Linked DNA regions of Mus musculus: region 1 is linked to region 2. The links are chromatin loops, found by intact Hi-C in ENCODE. Cell type or tissue: heart. All regions are shown on one strand.

Region 1 (5,000 bases), 57 kb after region 2:
TCTTTATTAACACGATGTCATACAATGAGATCCAAGCGGCTGCAGGCAAAACATGAATTCGGAGGGCATCTCATTCCTGAGGAAGAACGCAGTTTTCTGAAGTCACTTCAAGTGTTTGGGTTATGGTTTGATGAAACCAAAATGTCTCAAAAGACTGTTTCCTATATTCTTCTCTGGGCACTGACACACGTCACCACTTGGTACGTTGACTACTGGGTGCATTAAACATACCTTTATCATAAATGAGTTTTAGTGTTTCTGATTTAAAAAAATACATATATACTGCTATCCACATAGAACTCTTAGGTGGTCGAGTTGAACTCCCTGAGTTCTTAGAGGTTTATGAATATGCTAAGGGCAATAACTGGCCTTACCCGCCTGGGAACTGTCATCCTGGCAGCTAACTTGTCCTCCAACCAATGACAATGACAATATGCAACGTTACCCACCCTCAAAAAACAGAGTGTCCCACCAGAGATATGCAGAAGTACTTATCTGTCTCCCAGAATAAAACCTCACTTCAGACATCCATATCCTCTACAGAGGTCAAGATCTAACGAATGTGAAAGTTTTTCTGGCTCCAGCCAGGCATGGTGGCACATGCCTGTCCCAGCACCAAGAGGCAGAAGGCAGGAGGATTACTGCACTTTCCAGGCTAGCCTGGTCTACACTGAATTCTAGGATAGCCAAGTCTACTCTATAATAAACGTTTACAGCCAGTGTCTATAAACATAAATTACGTTAATAGGCAATGAGATGCACTCTGATGAAAAAGAGCCAAGCTCCCAGTCCCCCAGTAGAGATCAACATGTCTCACTGTCTAGTCATGCATTTTATGTCCTTCCTCTAACCCCCTAAGGCTGCAAAAAACACCATTACAAACCGAAGTCAAAATGATCAAACCAGTCAGTCCTAACTATGGAAATATTGAAAAAGCAGAAAGCACAAACTGGGATGCACAGAGCCATCCTGTGACGATGCAGAATGTGTTTGTCACCCAGTGCCCACGCTGCCTGTTTCCTCTGCTCTGCAAGGTCACACACATAAGGAAGGGGTCACAAGCAGAGACTGCAGCACGGGTTGTTGCTTATTCCCTGCTCCACAGTGAGGTAAGCAAAACTCAACACTGGCTGGATTATATAATCCTCCCTTCCACTTGCTTCCCTTTTCTTTGGCCTCTGACTCCATGTAGGACTCAAAGGAGGGATTAAACACAGAAAAAAAGAAAGGAAGCTGTCTGCTTGAGAAGGGGAGGACTTGGGTTTTTTTTTTCCCCCACAATTAAAACAATAGAATTGTTAGCTGGGTGTGGTGGACTATAATCTTAGCACTCAGGAAGACCAGAGGATCTGGAGTTCAAGGCCATCATCAGCTTCGTTGCAAGTTCAAGACCAGCCTGGGCTATGAGAGACCTTGTCTCAAAAGCCCAAACAACTTTAATTGTTGTAAAACTGTAATTTATATAATCCTAGCATCTTCATATAATTTTTAAACTGATAGAGTCCTTGTAGACCATCTGGTTCGACCCTTGAATCTTGACCCCCCCCAAAAAAATAATTTAAGGTAAAATAAAGCCAAGCAGTTATATTGGACATACTTAGGGCTTCTATTGCAGTATTTGCACACATACTTTCCGAAAGGTTCAAAGAAAGCTCTGAATACAAAAATCAAGGACTGCTGTCTATACCATAGTATATCCTTATCACTTCAAACTGACTTTTGTCACACAGATCACGATATTATGATTCTTTGCTACAGCTGTCCCCCTAAAGGCCGAGTGTCAATCAGGATGGGTCTGAGAAGATAAGACTGTCAACTGAAAAATGTGGACGGAAAAAAAAAAATAATGCAAACTAGCTGGGATAATGTAATCAAAAGAAATAGCTGCTGGAACAGACAGCTAAGGCACAGAGTAGTTGGAAACCGTAACGGAGCTGTGGGGCTGCTTCCAGAAGGGTCTCATGCAGGGTGGGAGACAGCAGCAGAAGACAGCGGTGTAAATGGCCCTGTGTACGTATGTTACATAAGCCCCTGACAGGAGACAGCAGAATTCTTACAGATACCCACGGGGCACTCCTCAAGCACAGGCTGTACAAACAGGTCCGTGGCTGCTGTGTAAAAGTGCTAAAGGGCTTTCTTTCCAAGTTCTCAAACCAGCTTGGTCCTCTTGACCAGAGGAAATGCCCCAGGCAGAACACATTAAGGCTAATTCTGTTCCCAGCCCGGGCGGTCGGACAAGGTGGTTGCCACACAGTGCAGCCCAAAGGAACATCAGAACATTATGTAATCACTCCGCAGCTCTGGGATGAGATCAGTTCTCTCGCTAGGCAAGCAGGCTTTTCCTTTATTCCACCTACTCCCATTGTAGAGATACTGTCCCCACTGAGAAAAGGCTTCCAGCTTATAGCTGGAAAAAGAATTCATTCTCTCTCTCCCTCTCTCTGTATTAACCAAACCAATTTAGCTGTGACTTCTGTGTGGCTATAGAAGAACACAAGCCCTCACTGCTTAATTGAAGTATCTTCCTTTGGATAGAGAAATCAGAGAAATTAAGAAATAAAAGCAAAGTGTACAGCTATAGACAGTTACTGTGAAATAAAAATTAAATTATGGTGAGCATATGAAAAATCCTTAAGAGCTCAAAAATAAGACTGCTACTTCATAAATGGCAAGACTGATTCAAAGCTCCCCTGCAAAGTGAATTCTGACGTTTGTCTGAGAGTTTGAAACCTTTACAACCCTGGAATAAAAAACAGAGAAATGACATCATTGATGCTTGCTTAGCGTGGGAGGAGTTATAGTTTTAGAATTTAAAGACCATATACCTATATAATATCAGTGAGAATGTATATTTGAAGCTGGGCATGGCTGTGCACACCTGTAATCCCAGTACTTGGGGAGGAAAATGAAGGAAGGGCAGAGTTCAAGGCCTATCTGGGCTTGAGGAGACTCAAGGTGTCTCCACAAACAAGATATAGAGTTGTTGTGATTGGGTGCTTGACTATGGGTCTATTCTAGATTAAAATGTGCATCCGGACAAAAGAGATATGATAATTTGCTATGACAATTTTTACCTGTGAATTCTAAACATGTTTTCAAGACCAAGAGTGTTTGTACTAGGTTCAGGAAAACAATACTAAAACCAGAACCCTTAATCCTTTTAGGGAATCAGCTCTCTCATCTCAGGGGAAGACAGTCATTTAAAAAAATCAACATGATGTTTGCTTTTAGCTGGAACGTTTCCAGAAAACATGTCCAAACAGCCCAGACTGCTATTATATATCCAAAAATTTTATAGGGTATTAGTGGCCTGTTTCTTTACAGTAATTTTCATTAGATCATTAAAAAACAAACAAACAAAAACAAAAACTCTCCTTACTACTTGTACCATGGACACAAACGACTGATTTTAAGTCAAAACTAAAATTACCCAAGTGACAATAGGTATTAAAAAGTGTTAGTGAAAAACGAAGCAGCACCCGCTGTTAGTATTCATAGGTATCAAATGTCAGAAGCCCTAAAAAGGCAAAAAGAAAACTTAGGCAAAAATTATATTTATATTTAAAAGAATATTACTGTACATCACTTTTAAAAATTGAATCCAGTGACAGCATCACTCAGTGCTAACCGGGGATGTGGTAACACAAAGGTTACCTATTTTGTAGGGATGGGAGCAAATTCCTATGTTTTGGTTCCAGTTTCACTTATTCAGAAGTACCCACAAAGAGGCTGATAAAAGTCAACTGTTGGGTTACATGGGAACAGCCACAATAGCAATTACTTTCACCTGGAATATTTGTTACAATAATAAAATCACCAGCCAGAAACTACTCCCAGTATACTGTTGTCTTCTCTCTCCAGACCCCAAGGTGTTCACCTGCCAACACCGAAGGCCATTTGTAGGCAAGGGAGTTTGTAAAAGAAAAGGGCTTTTAAAAAATGAAGATGCTTACAGTTGCTGGACTTAGTCCAAGTGCTGTTCAGCCTAGAAACGAAAGTAGGAAACAACAGAGGTTTAGGCTTGTTATGATGTCAGCCATTTTAGGCACAGTATTTATACTGGAAAAAAAGTGCCAAACTCGGTGGTGGCGGTGCCTGTCGCTGCAGGTTCCCGGGCTACCAAGCCAAGTGCAAAGCCGCGGGACCTCGTACACCTGTGCAACTGTCCCCTCGGGGGTCGCCAGGGCCAGGACCCCGCCCCGCTCGCTGCACACACACACACCACGGTACCCGGGAGCGGAGGACCGTCCGGGAAACCGTCCCCGCCGCCGGGACCCCGCCCGCGACCCCAGCCAGGACCTTGCAATCCACCGCCACGGCATCCGGAGGGACGATGAGCGCCTCCTCGCTGCTCTTGGGCTCGTCCTTCTTGGCCTCCTTCTGGGCCAGCGCCGAGTTGAACGTCACCTTCACCATGGTGCGGCCTGGGGCGCCCTAGGCGGCGACGGCGAAGGCTGGGGTCGCGGCTGGCAGGATCCCGGCTGCGAAGGCAGCCTTGTCGGCCGAGCTCAGGGCACGACTCTGCAGCGGAGGAGCGGACTGCGCGACAGCAGCAGCGGCTCAGTGCAGCGCGGTTTCCGGCCTCGCAGCTGGGGCGCGGGCGCAGGGCGGGGGCCCGGAGGGGCGGGGCCTTGAGCGGGGCGGGGCCTGGCTTCACGCCAGACCCTCCCTGGTTCCCCCCACCCCCACCCAGGACTCAGCGGGAATCTGGCCAGGCTTTGTGGAGGGCGCGCCTGGTTGAGCTAGGACTTGTTGCCCCTCTGGGCTGCCTGGATTTTCCGGTTCTGAATTTGCTTCCAACTAGTTCTCCTCAGGGGCCCAGTGTTGCAAGTTGATAAGAAAATGGGGTGAACTCTGTCGGTTGGCTACGTAGGATAAGTTAACTTCTGGTAGCACCAAATTCTCTTTGATTGTGAGCCCAAAGGCCATGGAATTTTTGTGTGAGAAAAACAAACAAACAAACCCAAAAGCTCCGTTTAATCATTTATTAGTAAGCGACT
Region 2 (5,000 bases):
CTTAGTGGCAATGAGTAACCAAGATGAGACTATGTCTTGTAAAGTTTAATTTAAAGGAGAACTTTTTGAGAATTCTCCAAAGTTAAAAGTACATAAAAGAGAAAGAAACTGGGTCTGTCTTTCCCACAGGCAATGACCAGAACTTCAATGTGTACAGTTACTCTACAATAATCAGTAATAAGTCCATAGATGGCATGGAATCTTTTAGAATACATGTTACTGCTCTTTCTAAAGTGAAGCTTCCACACACTGGATACATCAGAGTTTAATTAGAAACAAAAGCAAACTCTTCCCCTGGAACAGTTTTTATTCTGTATTTATTTTTTAAGAACATGATTTTTATTTGGTCCATAAGAAAATCCATCTAATATGAATTTTAATAGACTTAGACAAGCAATTTCCAAAATTATTTCAGTCTCTTAGGATTTGACCTGAACTCTGTTAAGAGTCTGGGTCTCACAAAGAGCCTTGATTGATGCTCAATGAGAAGAAAGGAGCTTGATAGCCCATCAGGGCTACAATCCCAGAACTTGGGAGGCAGAGGCAGTAAAACAGAGAGCTTAAGGCAAGCCTGGGTTACAGAGTCAGAGTAATTAAAAACAACAAAAACACCCCCTCCCAAAAAAACAAAAACAACAACAACAACAAAAACTCGAGAACTTAATGATGGGCTAGAAATTGAAGGACCGTGAGAGACAAAAACAACTCCCATCTACAATGGATCTATACTCTCAAAACTAGTGCTGACAATAACAACAATCATATTGTTTCAATTTCTGTTACTTAATCACACAGTAGCACAGTCAAGAAAAAAAATGTTGAAATACAATAAATATCTCTCTGTTGTTCTTATTGGATCCACATGAACTTAAGTTTAGATTCCACTTAATAAATGGAGAGAAAAGTTCTTTGAGAGAACACAGTACCAAACACAAGACCAAAAAAGAAAAAAGGGAGGGGGAGGCACCAGAATCCGTGAATGCTCAAAGGCAAAAGGCAAGAAATAATGAAGCATGCTGCGGGCCAATCAGCACGCAAGAAGAGTTCTACCCTGAAAAAAAAGGGGAACAAAGTTTAGAAACTTCCAAGCCCTTGCATTTAAATGTCTCCTGAAACTTTTGCCCACATACCAGTTCTTCTAAGAGTTCTGCTCCATCAGTCTCCACAGATGGCTTTAAATCCCCCCGGGCCTCAAAGCATTGTTCTAAAGAAACCCCCACAAAGCCCGGGAGCTGAGGACCCCGTGAGCAATTGACACCCACGACCCTGCGCTTTGCCTACAAGGCTTTTCTTGGCCTCTCCCAGGACCAAGCTGCCGATGCAGCGCAAGCTCAGAGAGGGCAAGGCTCCCAACTGTTGCATCGCAGGACGACTGCAAAAGAGAAAGTCAACCCACCCCGGGGGTGCTTCGGATCTCCACGGAGAAAAAAGGGAGGAAGAAAGAAAACAAACACCGGTCGAGTTTTTTTTTTCTTTTTTTAAATATTTATTTCAATTGTTTTTGCATCTGACCGGGGCTCTCCGGGACCCGCCGGCTCCGCGCCTGGGCGTCGCTGGAGTAGAGCCTGCACCTGTCACTTCGCTCGGGAGCAGGAGCCCCACCCGCCCGACACCTGTCAAGCCGCAGCCCAGACCCCTTCGGGATGCCCTCCCCGTCGCCCGCGAGCCCGGGACCGTGTCAGCGCGCCGCCGCCACCCCCGCAGAGATGGGGGACCAAGGGGACCCCGGAGACCCGGGGCGCCGCTCCTACCGCCAGCCCGGCCCCGCCGAGATGCGCCCGCCCGGCGTCCCCGCCGGGATGCACCCGGCGTCCCCGCTCCCTTCCCTTCCCTTCTCTCCGGCCCGCGGCGGCCGCGCTCCTCACCTGGCCAGGGGCAGCTCTTCGGGGCCGCTGTCCTGCGCGGGGTCGTCCTCCCGAGGCGGCGGCGGCGGCGGTGGCGGGGGCTCGGCGGCCGCGGCTCTGCGCGGGGCTTTGGGCGGCATGACGCGCAGCGCGGGCCGGCGCGAGCAGCCGAGGGAGGCGCGCGGGGAGGCGGGCGGGCGCGCGCGCACGCCGGGCACGCCCCGTCCTCACCCGACTCCCGTTACAAAAATAATGGGAACGTCCCCCGAGGAAAACCGGACGCGCCCGGCAACCGAGCGCCCGGGCCAACCGCGGGAAAACGTCACTTCCGCCCGCGGCGTCACGTCCGCGAGGCTCGCGGGCCGCGGGCGTCAGTGGGGAACCGGGGCGGCGGTGGCGGCGGCGGCGGGCAAGGGCGAGGGCGAGGGCGAGGGCGCGGGCGGGAAGCCGCGGGGAAGCCGCGCCTGCCCGGGCCTGTCTCCGCCCGCGTCGTCCCCGTGGGCGGCGCCAGCCGAGGCGGGGCCGGCCCGCTGCGAGGAGCCGCGGCCTCTGGGAGAACGCTGGACAGGGCGCGCCCCTCGCCCGGCCCGCGCGGCCGGCAAAACAAAAACAAACGTGCCGGGCCAGTGGGAGGTGGGCTCGGCCCGGGTGGGCGGTCCAGGGTGGGGCCATTGGTGGCCTTCTGGAGACAAGGGAAGATGGGCGATGCACGCACAGACTATAGTCTTTTGATGGGGAAACAGGAGGCGCGGTCCGAGCGGGACAGATCTTAGCGGGAAAGTAGCTTTTGAAAACCAGTTTGCCAGGCGGACCCGACTTTGAAAAATCGCTTACAAACGCGTTTGAGACGAAAGCAGAAAACCAGTTGGCCGTGTTCATGCGCACGATCCGGCCTCCTTTCATAATGGTTTCTCCGAGACAGCCGGTCAAACTGGGAAGGTCGGCATTCCACTTTTGCGGGTTGGAAGTGGGGAGTTCGGGGAGCCAATTTGCCCGCGTCACATAGCAGGTCCCTGGCAGAGGACTCGAACCCAAGTAATATTTGTCTGACCATGTCGCCGACGCACAGACACCGGAAAAGAGCATACTTTATACTAGAACTACCTACCGCCACCAAAAGCTGGCTCAGCAATGGTAGCTTTTCTAGTTACGTTTTACCTGTCAGTCAACATAATTTTCTCCCTTTGTCAGTCCTTATTCATACAACTCACTAATTGAAGTGCTGTGAATAAAATACAGTTGTTGTTCTGGTGTAAACTATCTTGGAACAGCTGAGCAAGGACTGAGGAATCGAGAACTTAATTGGGTAGGTTGCAAGCCTGGGCTTATTTTCTGCCTTGATGTCAGATGAGTGAAGGATACATGGGCCTCCTTCAATTTTCAGACTTGCCTAACTTCAGAAGCCTTCTAGAGACCAAATGTTTGTCAGGAGGTAGAGCCCCAGGCCCTGATGCAGCCACGGAGAATGAATGGAATTAAAATAGCACTTGAGTTCACTTTGTCCCAGATTTAGGCAAGAGCTCAGGCTACATACAGTCTAGGTTTGGTGAAGATAAAAGATAGACTGTGGGAGCCTGATCAAATAATATACAGAAATGATACAGTCCTGCCTCATAATTATCAGAGAATGTGACACTTGGCCAATTGATGCCACCTTGGTATTTGTGGCAAGCTACTCTTAAGTTTGAGACAGAATGGCAAAGGAACTTGGGTCCTCAGACGCGTAACAGAGCTGGTGACCGGTCATCTCTGCTGGTACTGACCTCAAATCAGCTGATGGTCAGCTATTTGTGTCAGAAGTCATTGTAACATGTTTCCCCCATAAGCCCCTTTCAACACACAGATCAAAGTTGAGCCTGACCTGGTAGCTCAGGCCCATAATGCTCAGAGCCTAAGGCAAGAAAATCCCAAGTTTAAGACAGGCTTTGGCTATAGAGTGAGTTGAACTCCAACCCGGGCAACTTAGTAAGACTCTGTTTTATAATAAAAAGTGAAAAGTCTGGGATATAACTTAATAGTAAAATGCTTACCTAGCATGTGAGGAACAGTGATTCCAATACTCAGGGACAAAGAGAGAGAGGCAGAGGCAGAGACAGAGAGAGACATCATTACAGCCTTAGAATCTAATAAGGCATTGGCCACATGAGAACACAGGACAGCCAAGGAAAGGCTGGGGACTTACATTAGCTCTGCATGTGTAGATATGACTTGTTTTATTTGAACCTAGTTCATCAATACGATTGCAAATGAGTTTTTTTTTTTCAATTCTTGATCATGAATGTAAAAACCTGTTTCAAAAAATAAATAAATAAATGGGGCAGCGCTGGGAATGTAGCCCAGGAGAGGGGGTGTGTGCGGAGGGGATTTGGTGGTGAAGGAGAAATGGAGGCAGGGAAGGAATTTGAAAAGGCATTTAAAGTGTTTGTGTTTCTGGTAGTTTGCCACCTGGCTATTGGACACCTCCTTCCTCAGACTCTCGAGGTCTTCAGGTGGTCTGCAGCGTGTGTGGGGCTGTTGGGTGGGATGGCTGTGCTCTTGTCATATGCCAGGGAAACTTTAAGGTGAGTTTGACCCTCGCTACTCAGAATAAGTAGAAAGCTGTAAGAATATAAGTATTCATTGTTATTTTCAAAGTCCTTTTCTTTTTTTTTTTTTTTTTTTTAACTGAGCGTGGTTTTGAAAACTCACGGCTAAATTAAGGATGTAAAAGTTTTGTCATTTCTTTTGGATTTTATAGTAGGTTTTTTTTTTTTAAACAAAGCCTGTCTCACTTTGTCAGTAAAAGACACACATCTGTAATGTATTAGTAACAGCAGTAGTAGTAGATTTCACAATAGTCACAGAAATTATTCCAAAGAATTGAAGTCCTATGGGTTTCTCCTGACTTAACTGAGAACTGTAGTCTCTCATGTATCTAGTAGGAGGCTGAGACAGAAGGATTCCACATTCAAGGCCTGCTTGGGTCCAAGAGTGAGTTCACAATTAGATCCTCTCTCAAAATAAAAAAAAGTTAAAAAAAAAAAAAAAAGATGGTGCCAGGCTGGGATGTAACTCAGAATACTTGTCTAGTGTGTGTGGGCACCAGATTCAGTCTCACGTACTGCAAAATAAAAATAAATTCAGTCTCCCACTTATTTGTAGCCATAGCTCTTAGCA

What was found. Hi-C counts contacts between places; a loop is a spot of excess contacts. Peaks named below come from ENCODE experiments on the same cell type or tissue, not always from the same donor. Only the 100,000 strongest peaks of a DNase experiment are listed, where the experiment ranks them.
Region 1: a loop joins it to region 2, with 6 times the contacts of the local background. A loop is called at or near these places in 14 of 42 quality-filtered maps.

Annotation. Positions count from the first base shown.
Region 1 is chr14:73,380,711-73,385,710 of GRCm38, forward strand. It overlaps Itm2b (integral membrane protein 2B), which reads right to left and starts at 4,579. Exons shown (of 6, transcript NM_008410.3): 1 at 4,300-4,579. The coding sequence starts at 4,416. In heart, no CTCF peak of the experiment used is centred here; DNase peaks (open chromatin) are centred at 1,041, 2,201 and 4,651; H3K4me3 peaks cover 3,048 bases; H3K27ac peaks cover 1,700 bases.
Region 2 is chr14:73,323,658-73,328,657 of GRCm38, forward strand. Rb1 (RB transcriptional corepressor 1) reads right to left here and starts at 2,165. Exons shown (of 27, transcript NM_009029.3): 1 at 1,866-2,165. The coding sequence starts at 1,984. In heart, no CTCF peak of the experiment used is centred here; DNase peaks (open chromatin) are centred at 1,294 and 2,204; H3K4me3 peaks cover 2,500 bases; H3K27ac peaks cover 2,221 bases.